2 separate regions of the Homo sapiens genome follow, and region 1 is linked to region 2. Evidence: read pairs that join two places in POLR2A ChIA-PET (ENCODE). Cell type or tissue: OCI-LY7. All regions are shown on one strand. Region 1 holds the start of LOC105373024 (a long non-coding RNA gene). Region 2 has its middle 17 kb from the start of LL22NC01-81G9.3.

Evidence for each region. Peaks named below come from ENCODE experiments on the same cell type or tissue, not always from the same donor. Only the 100,000 strongest peaks of a DNase experiment are listed, where the experiment ranks them.
Region 1: POLR2A ChIA-PET joins it to region 2 with 6 read pairs; 1 of 35 experiments calls an interaction of 5 or more read pairs at or near these places.

What each region holds. Positions count from the first base shown.
Region 1 is chr22:37,331,052-37,333,551 of GRCh38, forward strand. LOC105373024 (a long non-coding RNA gene) reads right to left here and starts at 1,085. Exons shown (of 4, transcript XR_938232.3): 1 at 842-1,085. In OCI-LY7, CTCF peaks have their summits at 990 (motif pointing left) and 1,190; DNase peaks (open chromatin) are centred at 970 and 1,310.
Region 2 is chr22:36,981,249-36,983,748 of GRCh38, forward strand. No RefSeq gene overlaps it. Among named protein-coding and RNA genes, the nearest start is that of LL22NC01-81G9.3, 17 kb to the left of the region's middle. RefSeq lists a cis regulatory region at 817-1,416. In OCI-LY7, a CTCF peak has its summit at 1,084 (motif pointing left); a DNase peak (open chromatin) is centred at 1,063.

The DNA.
Region 1 (2,500 bases), 350 kb after region 2:
CCTGGCCTGAGGAATGGGACAGGGAAAGGAGGGGCAGAAGAGTTCCTGGCCCACTGCAGCCAGCACCTGCCTTCCCACTAAATCTACGCCTGGCACTTCCAGGGCCCATTAGCGCCGGGCCCACCAGGGCCCATTAGCCAGCATCTATGGGCCTCTGCACCCACCTGCCCACCCACGCCCAGCTGCAGCCTCCCGCCCAGGCCCCTCCTTCCCCCACTGCCAGCTGGGATTGGACAGAGCCCAGGCTCTGAGTCACACAACCCCACGTTCAACAACTGGCTCCTCGCTGCTGAGACTAAGCAAGCCAGGAAACCTCTCTGAGCCTCAGTTTCTCTGTTTGGAAAATGGAAAGAATTACTCCTGCCTTACAAGGGAGTGATGAGGACTCAGAGTGCATAAAGAGCTTAACACAGGGCCTGGTATGGACTCAGTAAAAGGGAGGCCACCTTCCCCATCCCTGTTCCCTCTCAGTACCCAAAACTGTCCCTTGGAGCTGAGCTAAGGCATCCACCTGCCAGGAGAAGGTAGAAGACAAATTCTACTATTCTTAATAACCAGCCCAGGAAAGCAAATTACAAATAAGATTTAGAGAAGGGCAGCAACTTGCCCCCTACCCCAACACTGGGAGGGATGGGTAGGATTTGAACCCAGGTCTGTCTGACTCAGACCTGAGCTGTCTCTGCTGCAGCCCAGCCTCTCCCGACCCTGACCCAGCCCTGCTCCAGCCAGCCAAAGCCTGTCACCCTGGGCCACTAGTGCCCAGCTCTGCACTGACAGAGCACCTGCTATGAACTTGGCATGCCAGGTGCCCACCACCACATACAGCACCCCCAGCACTTACAGGGCTGCAGAAGGGAAGTCGAAGGGATGTTGAGTCATGCTGGGGGATCTGACCTGGTTGAGGATGCTGGGGAGACTTCTGGAAGGAAGGCGGAGGCTAGACCAGCTCCCAGCCACCACACAGCTGGTGCTGCCGCCTGCTGTTTGAAGCTTTTGCCCTCTCGGCCTAGAAGTCTCCCATTATGGTGCTGTGTCTGCTGGGACCCACGGGGCGCTGCACAGGGAACCATGTGGCCGTGAACCTCAAGTCCAGCCCAGCAGGGGTCAATTGTCTCAGCCCACCCCTCCCTACCCCCAGTATCCTCTCTCCTTTATAGATCATCCATTAAGTGCCAGACACTGCAGAAGGCACATTGACTAATATTAAATATTAGCCCAGCTACCCTGCTGGGCTGTCCTTCTTAGAAATGAGGAAGTGGAGGGTTAAGTGGATTTCTCAAGGTCGTGCAGCTGGTAAATGGCAGAACCAGGATTTGAACTCAGGTGTGCATGACTTCAAAGGAAGACACCACTGAGGCCTCCTCTACTGGGTCTGCCTCCCTACCGCCCCTGGCTCCTTGATGAAGACTCCTGTAGGACAGGATGGAGCAACTTGCTTCCAGCTATTATGAGATTTCTGCTTCTCCCTTCTCTCCTCCAGAAAACAAATTGATTCATCAAATTACACCTTTAATCTGTCCTAGGGAAGGGGAGGAATGGGACTCAGCCCCCACAGCAGGAAGCAGGACGGGTAATCAGCCCACCCGTCCTCCCCAGCTCAGGCACAGCCACCCATGCTCTATCCTCCTGTGATTAAACACTAATTGCCGCTATGCTCTCAAATTGAGTATTTCAATTTCCAGAAACGCAAAGTACATTTCAATCAGTTCCTCTCCCAAACCGTTCCTTCTCAGGAGCCAGGACAAGAACATAAGCCCCCCAAGGCCATAGACAGCTAAGCCTCACTCCTGTACTCCTGCCGTCCCTCTCCCCCGCAACCACCGCTTCTCTCCTTCCCGGGTACCCCGTGGGGGAGCTGTGGGCACTCGAAGTGTGTGGGAGCATCCAAGAGACCCTACAATTGTCAGCTCAGAAAAGTGAGGCAGGCCCCCCCAACCCTGGGGTCAGACAAGGGGATGGGGACTGTCCACTAGAGGCAGGGTCCAGGCTGCCTGCTCCTCACCTGCCCCCGACCTTCTCCCTGCACACGGTCATTAGACGCTCATCCCAGCCTTCGGAGTGGACAGAGGCTGGGCAGGAATCCCAGTGGGAGCAGAGACTGGCGGGATGGACACCTGGCCCTTAGTTCCAACTCTGCTACACATCTCCCCTCTCTGGCTCTCAGTGTCCCCATCTGTCCCAGAAAGGGGCTGGGGAGGGGCTCACAGTCGTAGCTGGAAGGTATGTGCTTCCCAGGCACAGGCCCAGGGCCAGGATCCGGCTGGCTGCAGATTCCCCTGGGGGTTCTGAGGAGGGGCCAGAAATTGACTTTTTTTTTTTTTTTTGACGGAGTCTTGCTCTGTGGCCCAGGCTGGAGTGCAGTGGCACGACCTTGGCGCACTGTAACCTCCACCTCCCGGGTTCAAGCAATTCTCCTGCCTCAGCTTCCTGAGTAGCTGAGATTACAGGCACCTGCCACCACGCCCAGCTAATTTTTGTATTTTTAGTAGAAACAGGGTTT
Region 2 (2,500 bases):
GCCAGCTTGCAGACATAGACACAACTGGCGGGATGGCTCCGACCCTGCCCAGCCCTCATCGCTGTTCACTTGAGTGCCTGCTGTCTTCCCAGCTCCCACGTTCTTTCTTTCAAACGTCTGCCCAGCCACCTCTGCAGAAGCTGGAACAGAGCTCAGCTCTTTCCCCTGCTGAACCAAATCTGCCTCCACTTCCACTGCCTGCACTCATGTCGGTTGTGTTTCCCTTTGACACCCACTCTGCCACCTGGACCATTCAGGGTGCTCCCCCTGACTCCTGCCGCCAGCGCCCACACTGGCCTCCTATGACAGGGACACACGCTACTGCCACCGCCGCTGGAGCAGAGCCTGCCCCAAGGCTGCGAGTGCCAAGGAGGTGCAGCCCTCCCCTGCCATGGGGGCAGCCCTACCCCAACGCCCCGATAGCTCTGAGGTTCTACAGATTCTACATGCTTCCTAGAGTTCCTGGGGGGAGTTAAGTTCCAGGGGTAATTTCCGTCATCGTGTACTTTTTTTTTCTTTCTTTCTTTCTTTCTTTTTTTTTTTTTTTTTTTTTTTTTGAGATGGAGTCTCTCTCTGTCTCCCAGGCTAGAGCGCAGTGGCATGATCTCAGCTCACTGCAACCTCTGCCTCCCAAGTTCAAGCGATTCTCCTACCTCAGCCTCCCGAGTAGCTGGGATTGCAGGCGCCCACCACCGCGCCTGGCTAATTTTTGAATTTTTAGTAGAGACAGAGTTTCACCATGTTGGCCAAGCTGGTCACGAACTCTTGACCTCAGGTGATCTGCCCGCCTCGGCCTCCCAAAGTGCTGGGATTACAGGTGTGAGCCGCCCTACCCGGCCAGTTGTGTACATTTGATTGGCTTCCTTCTTTCTCTCTCTTCCCCACTCCCCTCCCTGCATCTCCTCATGAGGGTTCCCAAGTAAACCCTTGCATGGGAATCCTTGTTCCGGGGTCTGCTTTTAGGGAACCCAAACTCTGAGGCTCTTCCCCAGCCATGTGGCTTGGTCCCCAGGGACTGTTCTGGAGGGGCTTTGGTTTTTATTCTCAGCTGGGCAATGTGTAATATGCTTATCTGCCCCCTGCAGGCAAAGCCCGGCCCAGACTCCACCCTAGGGTCTAATTTCTGTCCCTACAGATATCCTTCATCTCCCTTCTCAGCTTTCCTGCGGCTAAACTGAAACGGTTTCTCCTTTGTCCTTTCTTTGTTTCTGATCATTTCTGGGTGGCTGAGGTATGTGGGAAATATACTAAGGCTAAATCACACTTATCCAGCCCCTCTTCCACGCCAGGTACTATGGCAGGCGCTTCATCCCAGGAGCCCCTAGACCCTCACAACCGCCCCATAAGGTAGATTCTCTGACTATCCCCAGTTTACAAATGAGGAAACTGAGGCTCAGAGGAGGCCTCTTGCCCAGGGTCTCACAGCTGTTTGGCAGCTGAGCTGGCATCCAGAGCTGAGTCCTGGTTCTGGCCACCCTGCATTGAATTAGCCAGGGCAGCAAGGTCACTGAGAGGGTGCCCCAAAGGAAGCCGAAACACCTGAGCTCAATTCTGTGTCTTCCTCTCACATGCTTTGGGACCTTGACAGTTCACTTTATTGTCCATGCAGGCCTCAGTTTCCCCATTTGTTAAACAGGGAGGTGCAGATAGGGGTCTCTAAAGACCTCCCAGCCTTTTTCCTCTTGTTCTTCCTCAGGGAGGGAGCACAGTGTTATAAAGACTTCAAGTCTACAGTCCAAGAAGCCCTGCTTGGACTGTGGACCTCAAGTCAGCCTGTAATTATCTCGGGTTAATTTATTTGAAGAAGTTGCCTGGCTTTTCCCCAAATCCTACCAAATGCATCTGCAGCTTTTCCTTCTCCTTCACCCAGCTTTAAAATATCTCTCCCGCTTCATAATTAGGAAGAATTTAATGACTAGCAGCAAATATGAAAATCTCCATGTAAACTGCCTCCTCTGGACTTTTGTTTGTTTGTTTGTTTGTTTGAGACTGAGTCTTGCTCTATCACCCAAGCTGGAGTGCAGTGGTGTGATCTCGGCTCCCTGCAACCTCCGCCTCCTGGGTTCAAGTGATTCTCGTGCCTCAGCCTCTCAAGTAGCTGGGATTACAGGCACCCGCCACCACACCCAGCTAATTTTTGTATTTTTAGTAGAGTCGGGGTTTCATTATATTGGCCAGGCTGGTCTCAAACTCCTGACCTCAAGTGATCCGTCCCCCTCGGCCTCCCAAAGTGCTAGAATTACAGGCGTAAGCCACCGCACCCGGCCTCTCCTCTGGACTTTTTACATACGTATTCTAGACCTCAACCTTGCCCACCATAGTTTGTACTTCCCCTGAGCAACGTGACCTAGGTGAGGTTAAAGTTGAGGACCTCCAAGTTAAACCACCTGGATTCAAACTCCAGCTCCAACACACTAGCTGTGTGACCTTGGGGGAGTCACTAGAATTTTCTGTGCCTCAATTTCTGGATCTATGAGGCAATGAGGACAATAAAGGTACC